Regions from separate parts of the Homo sapiens genome. Here all the other regions are linked to region 1. A link is a contact called in ENCODE Hi-C or POLR2A ChIA-PET data. All regions are on one chromosome and are shown on one strand. Each heading gives the region's core, a stretch centred on a gene start or an enhancer-like site at or near the end of the contact. The rest is flanking DNA. Distances are from core to core; before and after follow the strand shown.

What was found. Hi-C counts contacts between places; a loop is a spot of excess contacts on that map. ChIA-PET counts read pairs that join two places held with the same protein, here RNA polymerase II (POLR2A). Pooled maps may share reads with other maps.
Region 2: a loop to region 1 is called in a map of CD8-positive, alpha-beta T cell, with 13 times the contacts of the local background. The contact joins the promoter of XYLT2 here to the promoter of KPNB1-DT in region 1. A Hi-C loop is called at or near these places in 1 of 168 maps with a recorded cell type or tissue (CD8-positive, alpha-beta T cell) and 2 of 50 pooled maps. POLR2A ChIA-PET finds 5 or more read pairs at or near these places in 1 of 52 experiments (naive thymus-derived CD8-positive, alpha-beta T cell).
Region 3: a pooled map shows a loop between it and region 1 (17-fold over the local background). The contact joins the promoter of HEXIM1 here to the promoter of KPNB1-DT in region 1. A Hi-C loop is called at or near these places in 8 of 50 pooled maps. POLR2A ChIA-PET finds 5 or more read pairs at or near these places in 3 of 52 experiments (B cell, WTC11 and naive thymus-derived CD8-positive, alpha-beta T cell).

Annotation. Positions count from the first base shown.
Region 1 is chr17:47,647,494-47,651,439 of GRCh38, forward strand. KPNB1-DT (KPNB1 divergent transcript) reads right to left here and starts at 1,935. Exons shown (of 4, transcript NR_171700.1): 1 at 1,903-1,935. It overlaps KPNB1 (karyopherin subunit beta 1), which reads left to right and starts at 2,426. Exons shown (of 22, transcript NM_002265.6): 1 at 2,426-2,791; 2 at 2,893-2,951. The coding sequence starts at 2,752. RefSeq lists an enhancer at 581-1,426 and silencers at 1,827-2,096, 2,107-2,156, 2,167-2,346, 2,777-2,846, 2,957-3,096 and 1 more.
Region 2 is chr17:50,343,849-50,347,794 of GRCh38, forward strand. It overlaps XYLT2 (xylosyltransferase 2), which reads left to right and starts at 2,278. Exons shown (of 11, transcript NM_022167.4): 1 at 2,278-2,427. The coding sequence starts at 2,293. RefSeq lists silencers at 2,065-2,264, 2,325-2,424, 2,495-2,584, 3,400-3,694.
Region 3 is chr17:45,146,618-45,150,563 of GRCh38, forward strand. It overlaps HEXIM1 (HEXIM P-TEFb complex subunit 1), which reads left to right and starts at 1,858. Exons shown (of 1, transcript NM_006460.3): 1 at 1,858-3,946. The coding sequence starts at 2,574. The coding sequence ends at 3,653. HEXIM2-AS1 (HEXIM2 antisense RNA 1) reads right to left here. Exons shown (of 3, transcript NR_186789.1): 3 at 3,045-3,946. RefSeq lists enhancers at 961-1,843, 2,247-2,296, 2,347-2,396, 2,447-2,556, 2,961-3,516 and 1 more.

The sequences.
Region 1 (3,946 bases), core at 685-3,184:
TCTGCCCACCTCAGCCTCCCAAAGTGCTGGGATTAAAGGCGTGACCCACCACGCCCTGGCCCAATCTTCACTGATTTATAACAAAGTTACACACACAGGGCAGTTCTTCCACAGTTAATAGATGAAGCAAAAGGCTGGGGTTAGCTGCTAAGCCATGGGAAATCCACTAGTCACAGTATGGTGTGAGGAATGGTGTCCCTACATTTCTAGCTTCAAAACTGCAAAGATATCTCTAGCAGAGAAAGACCATTTCTTCCTCTTTTAACAAAGAGTTGGCCAATCTTTCCTAATTCTTTGTGAAACCTTTCAACAAAGTCAGACTTCCTCCTAGGTTTTCCCAGTGTGGCTACTGCAGGGCAATTACCTCACAAGCTCAAGTCATATGGTAAAAAGCTCTATGAACCAGCTACATCCAATTACCCCTACATCATTACTGTGAAAATGAAACAATTCAAGAAATTCTTTGTTACCATTTATTTTTTCTTTTTTTGAGAGTCTTAACTGTCGCCCAGGCTGAAGTGCAGTGGTGAAGTCTTGGCTCACTGCAACCTCTGCCTCCCGGGTTCAAGAGATTCTGTCTCAGCCTCCTGAGGAGCTGAGATTATAGGCGTGCGCCACCACGCTCGGCTAGGTTTTTTTTTTTTTTTTGTATTTTTAGTAGAGACAGGGTTTCACCATGTTGGCCAGACTGGTCTTGAACTCCTGACCTCAAGTGATCCGCCCGCCTCGGCCTCCCAAAGTGCTGGGATTACAGGCATGAGCCACCGCGCCCGGCCCTATTATTACACTTTTCCTTTATCATTTTAAAAATCTTCATTTTTTTTAAAAGAGACAGGATCTCGCTAAGTTGTCCAGGTTAGTCTTGAACCCCTGGGCTCAAGCGATCCTCCCAAAGTCCTGGGATTGCAGGCCTGAGCCACATACTGTATGCACATTTTTTTTCTTTTCTTTGAGATGGAGTCTCGCTCTGTCGCCAGGCTGGACTGCAGTGGCGCGATATCGGCTCACTGCAACCTCTGCGTCCAGGGTTCAAGCGATTCTCCTGCCTCAGCCTCAGGAATAGCTTGGACTTCAGGTACGCGCCACCACACCGGGCTAATTTTTTATATTTTAGTAGAGACGGGGTTTCACCATGTTGGCCAGGATGGTCTCGATCTCTTGACTCGTCATCCGCCCCCCTCGGCCTCCCAAAGTGCTGGGATTACAGGCGCGAGCCACAGCGCCCGGCCCACGTTTTCTTTATATGCATTTTGCTAAGAAAAGGCATTCATGAGTTTCTTCCGGGGTTGAGAACTGAAACAGGTTAAGAACCACAATCCTTTATTCCTGTACACACATTCTTTCTGGTTCGAGGTTGGGCCTTTACAGGGTACTTTTGGAGGGTGAAACATTTCCATCCTGTCAAGTACCTGGTAGCTATGGATGGGGGGTCTAAGAGGAGGAATCCCTTAGCTCACCCCTAAGCAAGTCAGATTTATCACAGCACAGGTCTCAAGCCCCATATAAGCAGGCTTAGGGGACTCCTTGGAGAGGAAGCTGCTTGTAGGGACAAGGGCCGTCAGGAGAGCTTGAGCTTATCAAGCCACTAACCAGCTGTGTGACCTTGGACAAGTTCCAGACCCTCTCTGGGCTCCTGAACCCATTCCTTACCAAGCCATTAACCAGCTGTGTGACCTTGGACAAGTTCCATACCCTCTCTGGGCTTCAGTTTCCACATCTACACATTGGCAGTGGAGCCACATGGCCTTACGGATCCCTCCCAGCCGAAAGCAGGGTACCAAGCCGACCTAGCCATTAAAGCAGCTTCCTGTGGGCGCGGCGCAGGACTTCAACAGTCCCCCCTCCCCCGCTCAGGCCCGCGAAAACCTCGCGCAACACGCCCCTCGGAGCGACGGCGCTTACCCAACCGCAGCCCCAGCGCTCGAACCCAGCTCCGCCTCTTCCCGGGGGCGTCCCATCGTGCCCCGCGCCGGGCTCCTAGGGTTGCCGGGCACCTCCCGCCTTCCCGCGCCCCGACCCCGAACTCCTCTCCTTAGTTCTCCCGGGCACCCTATCCTATCAACGCCTACTATCCCAGCCAATCGCGCAGGATCCGAGTCGTGCCTCCGGTCCACCCTCCTCCCAGCGCTCAGCCGGTCTGAGCTCAAGGCCTTTACCAAGCCCACCCAATCAACGGCGGGCTCTCTCCTACCCCATCCCAATCTCCCTCCCCTCGGCCAATCCGCGCGCTCCATTCCGCTGCCCGCCCAGCCAACCCGGGCCTTGAAACCAGCAGGCGAATGGGCGCGAGACGGCCCTTCGACGCTGAGCGCCTGGCCAGTTAGGGATTCCGCGTGGCCAGGACAACGGCCAATCGTCGTGGAGCGCGGCGCCTCCGCGGAGAGGTCCGGTCCGAATATCCCTCCGCCTTCCTCCCTCCCTCGCTCCCTCCCTGCGCGCCGCCTCTCACTCACAGCCTCCCTTCCTTCTTTCTCCCTCCGCCTCCCGAGCACCAGCGCGCTCTGAGCTGCCCCCAGGGTCCCTCCCCCGCCGCCAGCAGCCCATTTGGAGGGAGGAAGTAAGGGAAGAGGAGAGGAAGGGGAGCCGGACCGACTACCCAGACAGAGCCGGTGAATGGGTTTGTGGTGACCCCCGCCCCCCACCCCACCCTCCCTTCCCACCCGACCCCCAACCCCCATCCCCAGTTCGAGCCGCCGCCCGAAAGGCCGGGCCGTCGTCTTAGGAGGAGTCGCCGCCGCCGCCACCTCCGCCATGGAGCTGATCACCATTCTCGAGAAGACCGTGTCTCCCGGTAGGACGCAGGAGCCGGGGGTAGGGCTGAGGTGATTGGGGTGGGGGAGGGGAGGCCCGGCCCCTCTGACCCCGCTCCGTCTCCCACTTTCCTCCCCCTAGATCGGCTGGAGCTGGAAGCGGCGCAGAAGTTCCTGGAGCGTGCGGCCGTGGAGAACCTGGTGCGTGCTACCCCGCCGCGCCCATCCCGCCGCGTCCCCATCCCCTGCGTGCGGGGCCTTCCCGCCCTCCCGGAGGCCCAGGCCTCGGGAACCTACCCCGCCCCATCCCGTCCCCCTCCCCCCTCCCCCTCCCCCCCCAACCCGGTCCAACCTAACCCCGCCATCGGGAAGCCGGTGGGTGTGTCCCGCCCCGGGCCTCGCGACTGGCCAATGGCTTGGCGCGCCGAGCTGCCTGCCGCCCAATCGTTGCGCGGCCTGAGGGCGGCGGTGCAGCGGGAGGGAGAAAGAGGGAGGGAAGGGAAGTTAGGTTGCGCGGCGCTGCGTGTTCAGCAGGGGTGGGGGCGGGGGAGTCGGGCCTAGGGGCCATGTGGAAGCTCCGGGCCCGGCCGCCCGCCCTGTCTGACCCCGGCCGGCTTCTCCTTCCTATCCCGTGGCCCCTGTGGCTCTCCCCACCTATTTCCTAGAGCTCTGCCCTTTCCTAGCTACCTTGGTCTGTACTCATGGCCAGGCCTGGCACCCGACTGCCTCTTAACCCATTTCCACTGATATTTTTCCCTCTTTGCTCGGTTATTCCTCTCTTGGGGTTTTTTCTTTTTCTTTCTTTCTTTTTTTTTTTTCTTCTGACCTGGATGAATAGAGACCTAATCACTAGGGATCTGCACCCAGAAAACAGACTGAGGCTCATCTTTGAGATGGGGCCTGTTTGCTGATGAAATCACAGGGGAAAGTTCCTCGTTTTTCATATTTTAAAATTTAAGGGGTCCGGAGAAAATGAAGCTAAGTCCGCTAGAGACTGGTCCTTTGTATAAAAATGTGGGATGGATTGGTTGAAACAGCCTAGATGCCAGTTAAGTTTCTCTTTGGTGTCCATCTCCTGTTGGGGGATGGGGTCAGAGGGAAGGATTGGATGATGCTTGACATCTTTGAGAAAGGTAATAGGAATTAAGTCTGAGTAACACTAACCATATGTGTTCCTTTGTGTTATATAGGCAAAA
Region 2 (3,946 bases), core at 1,028-3,527, 2.7 Mb after region 1:
CGGGAGACCAAGGCAGGAGAATTTCTTGAATCCGGGAGGCAGAGGTTGCAGTGAGCCGGGATTGTACCACTGCACTCCACCCTGGGTGGCAGAACGAGACTCAAAAAAAAAAAAAAAAAAAAAAAAAAAAAAAAAAAGCCAGGCGCGGTGGCCACGCCTGTAATCCCAACACTTTGGGAGGCTGAGGTGGGCAGATCATGAGGTCAGGAGATTGAGACCATCCTGGCTAACACGGTGAAACCCCGTCTCTCCTAAGAATACAAAAAAAAAAAAAATTAGCCAGTCGTGGTGGTGGGCGCCTGTAGTCCCAGCTACTACTTGGGAGGCTGAGGCAGGAGAATGGCGTGAACCTGGGAGGCAGAGCATGCAGTGAGCCGAGATCGCGCCACTGCACTCCAGCCTGGGCAACAGAGCAGACTCCGTCTCAAAAAAAAAAAAAAAAAAAAGAGAGAAATGGGGGAAAGGAAAGGAAAGGATAGCCACTAAAATGTTAATGATGATCATCTTAAGGGGTGGGATTGTAGGTGACTTTTACTTTTTTTCTTATTCGTTTAGTGTTTAAATGTTATATAATGGATATTTATTACTTATATAATCAGTGAAAAATAAAGCTATTTTCATTGTTGTGGGGGGAATTCTTGGCAGGTAGAAGTCCCTAGAGGATCTGATTTAATGAGCACACAAGATCAATATTTAATTAACATATCAATTGCCGGGATGTCAACTGATGTTTTCCAAAATCATTGAAGTGTAGGCTCTCTTAAGTAGCCAAACTGTCGTCGGAAACATAGTTTACAATTCTCCCATTTAACAAACGCGGAGGAACAGAATGATTACAAATGCTAAAGCGCAGAAGACGATTAAAGGAGGTTATTTATGTACCATCAAATGCTTGTGTATCCTGTACACATCAGTTTAGAATTCTCTCATCAACCCAACCTTGTGGCAACTTCCAAACCCCTCCATCATGGCCTTCTAACTTTTCAAACTTTTTTTTTTGTAAGCCACTTCTCTTTCCAGACCTCTCTGTAGTGGTTCCTAACGTCTTCCCTTTAAACCTTCTAACTTGTGTTTGCTATTTTTATGACTTCCTCCTCCCAGTGCCTGGCTTCCCCAGCTGGGGATTCACCTTGCTTTGGTGGCCACTGTTTTGCTCTTCTCGCCTTCCCTCTCTCCATGGGCCTGCCAGGCTTAGGGAAGGCCGCAGGTGCTTAGACCTTGTCCAATGCGGTGCTCATTGAACACGCCGGGTTCTCAAACAAATGTTAGGGACAGCTGGTTAGACGGGAATCTGGGCCTCCCCTGCTTGCTTTCCGCAACATTTCTTGAGCATTGCTGGGTGTCCAAGGCAGGGCGAGATCCCAGAGCAGTCACGACCGGATGTATGATTGGTGCTCACTGCACAGTGCTGGGGACGCACAGGGAGGATGCCACTGATGGTGTAGGGGGTGGGGACTTGGCAGAGGGAGCAGCATGTGTCGAGGTCTACTGGTTCTCCAAGTTTGGTCCCAGAGCAAAGGCATCAGCATCACCTGGGAACCTGCTGAAAATTCTAATGCTTAGGCCTCACTACCGACCTACCAAAGCAGACACTCTGGGGGAGGGAGGAGGGGCACTAAAAATCTGTTTTATCAAGACCTCCAAGAGACTCCAACACACGCTAGAGTAGTTTGAGAACCACGACTCTGGGAGCGGCCTGAGGATGCTTAGGATGAGCGCAGAGCGGAAAGGAGGATTCGTGAAGGCTCTCTGATGCCAGTCAAGGGGTTAGACTTTGCCCCGCAGGTGCGGCCTCCAGGTTTTTAAGCAGACGCCTGTGGCTCTCACACGCCCTCTCCCAAGGCGGCGTCTCTGGGAGCCCTGGCGTTCCCTGGGCCCCCGGGACCGAGAGCTTACCCGCGTGGGACTGAACTCGCCCACGACCCCCGACACCAGGCAAGAGAGGTTGTGCCGCAGACCCTCCACTCCCCAGCACCAGGCGCTCGCCGTCCAGGTGGAGGGGAGCACACGTGGGAGCCAGGGGCACCGGCGGAGACACGAGCGCAGAAGGCACGCGCTCAAGCCCACGCCCGCGACTGCCGGGACTGAAGGTGTTGCGAGCCCCGGCTCCACCCCTAGCCTGCGGTGCGCCGTGCTTTGGCCCCGCAGGCCCCGCCCCCGGCCCCGCCCCGGCGCGCGCCCGGCCCGCCTCCCTAGGCGTGGAGGAGGGGGGGCGGCTCAGCCCCGCGCCCGTGCGCGCGCTCGCGGCCGGGTTGCAGGGCTGGGCGCGCGCCCCGCGTCCCGGGCAGGAAGATGGTGGCGAGCGCGCGAGTGCAGAAGCTGGTGCGGCGCTACAAGCTGGCGATTGCCACGGCGCTGGCCATCCTGCTGCTGCAGGGCCTGGTAGTGTGGAGCTTCAGCGGCCTGGAGGAGGACGAGGCGGGCGAGGTGCTCCGACGGCCGGGCGGGCGGGCAGGCCGGGCGCGGGGGCGCGCGGGGTCCTGGCGGGGCTGCGGGCGGCCCCAGCCGGGGAAGTGGGGCACGGGCCGCGTGCGTGCGTGCGGGGCGCCGGCGGTCGCCCAGAGCGGAGCATCCGGCCCCCGGCACTCCCTTCCCCAGCAGGCCTAGGGAGCTGCGCGCGGGGGCAGTGCGTGACCTGGAGACCCGGGCCCTGGTGGATTGGGAGTCGGGCGGGGGGAGCAGGTCATGCTAGGGTGGTCTCCGGCCAAGGGAGCGATGAAGGTCAGGCGCGGCGAGCGGGGCTGGGAGGCGGGGCTGGGCCCGAACCTGCTCGGAGGTGGGGAGCCCCAGGCCAAACTTTCTGAAGTTGGGAGGGGGCGGGGATATGCGCGCCGTGGGCGGAGGAGTAGGGCCAAGGGACTCAGGGCGTCCTTCCCCAGCTGAGCCCGAGGGGCAGCGGCCGGTGAGGAAGGGGAGCTCGGGGGTGGAATTCAGGCCTGGGACAAAGTGTGTACCCGGGAACTGAAGGAACAGGGAGTGACGCCGAAGGAGAGAACTGGAGTATTCCCGAGGTGTGGCTTCCTCAGCCGGGGGTTTGAAGAACCTGGATGGGTCTCCGGAGGGCAGGGAGAGGAGGAACTGAGCTGGTGAGTTGGCCTCAGGACCTTAGGGAATTAGGGAGGGGCCCTCTGGCTTTAAGGGAATGGGGACTGTAACAGAGCCCCAGCCGCAGAGCAGGGGCAACCAACAGCCGTCTCAGCCCCCAAGTCCCTGCCTCGAGGGTCTTTCTCCCTCTTCCCCGATGTGGTTTCAGCGGGAGGCTCAGACACCTCAGCGGTGTGGTGAGGAAGGGTCCATTGGGTCTGGGTTCGTGCTGCGGAGATGGAGAGGACAGGCCACACCACAGCCCTAAGCTGTGGCCCAGAGGTCAGGACCTCCCTGCCCCCAGCGCCCCTGTTCTGCTGCCTCCAGGGCTCCGGGTCAGAGACTCTATCTGCTGCTGTCCTCCGGCAAGCCCCGATACCCGCGACCCCTTACCGCATCTCGCCAGTCTGGAAGGCCTGGTGTGGAGACAGAAGAGCTGCCCTTGCCTTTTTTTGGGAGAACCCAGAGGGTGGGATGGTGATGGGGGCTGGAACAGAGTCACATGAGACCATAACTCCAAAAGGAGGTGGGGGCGGGGGTGGGGCTGGCTCCGTGACATCCGTGGGGTGTAGACCTACAAGTAGGACAAGCAAGTAGGAGAGTGTTTCAGGCCCAGTGTAAGAAGACTGTTTGGGCAGATGGGACATTCCAAGATGGAATGGGCTGCCAAAGCAGTTAGGGAGCCCTCTGACCCTGGAATATGTGACCACTCTGGGCTACCGCCCCCATCCCCCACCACCTCCTCCTCCAGCTTCCTGGCTGAATGAATAGGGGAATCCTGGGCTGGAATGTTTGAAAAAGCTTGTGCGGTCCAGGCACCCATTGCTGCTTGGACCCCCTCAGCTGCTCCCTCACCTGACTC
Region 3 (3,946 bases), core at 608-3,107, 2.5 Mb before region 1:
GCAACTTGAAGGCAAGAATGGCATCCCACCCCTCTTTGTACCCTCCTGTTTGCCAAGTGATATAGGGGCTGAATAAGGTTGAAGTTGTTGGGAATAAAAAGAACGAAATCCAGAGTATTCCCCGATTTTAAGAAAAAATGGGTTTTGTGTTTGTGACAGAAAGAAAAATGGCACGGGGGGGGTCACAAAGACCAGCGCTCTAGCCAGAACTGCCCCATGGTTGTCATGTGACCTTGGACAAGTCACTTATTTTCCAGTGTCTTAGAGATGCCTTATCTGTAAAATGGAGACACTCATTCCTATCGTGTCTAACTTGCCAGGCTGTGGTGAGGTCACATGGCTCTGTGCGTAAAAGGTACACAGTGCAAACGTGCTGGAATGTCAGGGATGCTATTAAGGAAGCAATAAGAAGAAAGGGTCACTGGGTGTGTGGCGAAGGAGAAGTGGAAAGGGCGCCAAGATTTTAGGCCTCAGTGACTGGTATGGAGGGTTCTCTGGGTCCTCTCAGTCCCTGTTTATGGAGGGCTGGGGGCTTGGGTCTAGAGAATTTCTCTCTGAGAAACTACGCCCCCGGGGGAATCGGCCCCCCCAGCCCTGCGCCAGAATCCCCTGCAGCAAGTTTCGGAGCAAGGCCTCCTCCATGCTTCCCTCCCAGTCTTGCCCAGCGCCCACTGATGAGGAAGGGCCTCTGCGGGTGAGACCTGCTTCCCTCTCGGATAGCCAGGGCTGATGATTTCAACTCATTAATCATTCCGAACTCTTCCCAACAAACAGCCTCATGGCTGTCCCGGACCTCCTCTGTCCCGGCTCAGGAAATGATCTCGGTCGGAAGTGAAAAGACCAAATCGGCCCCAGGAGGCCATTTTCTTCGACAGAAGCTGAGGCGTGGGGGCGTGGCCTTCCCCCGCTTCCCCCTCCACTCCCCCGCCCGCCCCCGGCCCCGGCTTTCCGATCTCGGCCCAGGGAAGAGCCTTGGTCGCGAATCACCAGTTTGCATTTGCCCCTGGGGCGGGGGCGGCTTTCTGAGACCAGGCTGGGGCTGGGACTCCGCCACCTTCAGCTAAGGGTACCGAGGTCAGTCCGGGAGTCGCGTCACCGGGACTCGAACCCGCCTCTTCGTCTTCCGAGGCCTAGTGCGAGCCTGCGGCGCTAAACGCAGTCACACTGTCCCTTTAAGGCGGCACTTTTTATTCTTCATTTGTTTACTTCTTCATGCGCTCTTCGGTCTTTACAAAATGTGCTCGCGATATCCTTCCGCAAGTGTCAGTCTCAGGCACTCACCACCCGCCTTGAAGCCATTTCTATAATCTTAAGACTCGCGAGTTAGCAGCCGTGGGCCGACGTCTCTCTTTATAGGATTTAATTCTTTTACATTTTAGGGACTACTTTTTAGGAATAAACCATTCTTGCGTTAGTTAATAAAGGTTCATAACCTTCGGAACCCCTCCGCTGAGAACAAAATACGATAATAGCCTTTATAACGCACCTTTTCATAAAAATATTCTGTGAGGACTCTCATAGGCCATCGAATCTTCTCGTATTCCTGAAACAGAATGGTACGGTCCAGAACCCGCCCCATCTTCTCTGCGATTGGCCGTCCTTCCTCAGCGAGTCGTGTGATTTTTCACCAATGGCCGCTCGCGTTTCTTTAGCGAGGTCTAAGCGATGGAAGGTGGCGGCCAGGGAGACGCCCCCTACGCGTCCTGGGATTGGCTACGTCGCACGGCGCGCGAGGGCGGCGGGCCCGAAAGATAAGAACTACGACTCCCGGCGCCCCGCAAAGGGAACTCCGTTACGCATGCGCACGGGCGGGGCGAAAAAGCTTCTATATAAAAGGGGCGCAGAGGACTGGGAGACAGCAGTTGGAAGTTGGCAGGTGGAGAGGCAGGTTGGGAGGGAAAGTCGGGGGAGGACGCGGAAGAGGAGCTGTGGGAAGGGGGAGGAGGGAGGGAGGAAAAGAGGAGGAGGCGGAGGAGAACTGAGCAGAGCAGAGCATCGAGCCAAAGGGGAGATGAGTTTGTCTGTCCTCTGCTGAGGCTACGGCCGGGCCTAGGGAACTGGGAGCTTGGGTGGAAGCGACACCCGTGGAAGTGGGAGGAGGTGGCGCCGGGACTTTAACCCCTTGTGGGCTCTGCGGCAGGGGATTTAACCCTTTGTGGATCTGGCCCCTCGGAGGCAGCGTCATCGGTAGTTTTAACCCCTTCGGGGCTGGGTTTCACGCACTGGACTTACCCTCATCACCTTGCTCACCAACTCCTTTATTGGGGTGCTCCGCTTGGAGGTTTGAGGCCCACCTCCGCCCATTACGTACTGTTCCTGCCGCTGCACCCCCTTGGACCCGCTAGCTGGCCGCACTGTGGGCGCTTAACCCTTTACTGACTTGAGCTCCCCAGATTGCAGTTGGAGTTTGCTGATAGAAGGACTAGCTAAAGGCGTCACTGCAGGAATTACAAACTGAAGAGGACTCTGTTGGACTGTTTTTTTTTTCTTTTTCTTTTTTTTAAGAAAAACCCATTTTTTTCCTTAAGGACTTACTAGCCAAAATTTCTTAAACTTCGAGGACTCTACTAGCCATGGCCGAGCCATTCTTGTCAGAATATCAACACCAGCCTCAAACTAGCAACTGTACAGGTGCTGCTGCTGTCCAGGAAGAGCTGAACCCTGAGCGCCCCCCAGGCGCGGAGGAGCGGGTGCCCGAGGAGGACAGTAGGTGGCAATCGAGAGCGTTCCCCCAGTTGGGTGGCCGTCCGGGGCCGGAGGGGGAAGGGAGCCTGGAATCCCAACCACCTCCCTTGCAGACCCAGGCCTGTCCAGAATCTAGCTGCCTGAGAGAGGGCGAGAAGGGCCAGAATGGGGACGACTCGTCCGCTGGCGGCGACTTCCCGCCGCCGGCAGAAGTGGAACCGACGCCCGAGGCCGAGCTGCTCGCCCAGCCTTGTCATGACTCCGAGGCCAGTAAGTTGGGGGCTCCTGCCGCAGGGGGCGAAGAGGAGTGGGGACAGCAGCAGAGACAGCTGGGGAAGAAAAAACATAGGAGACGCCCGTCCAAGAAGAAGCGGCATTGGAAACCGTACTACAAGCTGACCTGGGAAGAGAAGAAAAAGTTCGACGAGAAACAGAGCCTTCGAGCTTCAAGGATCCGAGCCGAGATGTTCGCCAAGGGCCAGCCGGTCGCGCCCTATAACACCACGCAGTTCCTCATGGATGATCACGACCAGGAGGAGCCGGATCTCAAAACCGGCCTGTACTCCAAGCGGGCCGCCGCCAAATCCGACGACACCAGCGATGACGACTTCATGGAAGAAGGGGGTGAGGAGGATGGGGGCAGCGATGGGATGGGAGGGGACGGCAGCGAGTTTCTGCAGCGGGACTTCTCGGAGACGTACGAGCGGTACCACACGGAGAGCCTGCAGAACATGAGCAAGCAGGAGCTCATCAAGGAGTACCTGGAACTGGAGAAGTGCCTCTCGCGCATGGAGGACGAGAACAACCGGCTGCGGCTGGAGAGCAAGCGGCTGGGTGGCGACGACGCGCGTGTGCGGGAGCTGGAGCTGGAGCTGGACCGGCTGCGCGCCGAGAACCTCCAGCTGCTGACCGAGAACGAACTGCACCGGCAGCAGGAGCGAGCGCCGCTTTCCAAGTTTGGAGACTAGACTGAAACTTTTTTGGGGGAGGGGGCAAAGGGGACTTTTTACAGTGATGGAATGTAACATTATATACATGTGTATATAAGACAGTGGACCTTTTTATGACACATAATCAGAAGAGAAATCCCCCTGGCTTTGGTTTCGTAAATTTAGCTATATGTAGCTTGCGTGCTTTCTCCTGTTCTTTTAATTATGTGAAACTGAAGAGTTGCTTTTCTTGTTTTCCTTTTTAGAAGTTTTTTTCCTTAATGTGAAAGTAATTTGACCAAGTTATAATGCATTTTTGTTTTTAACAAATC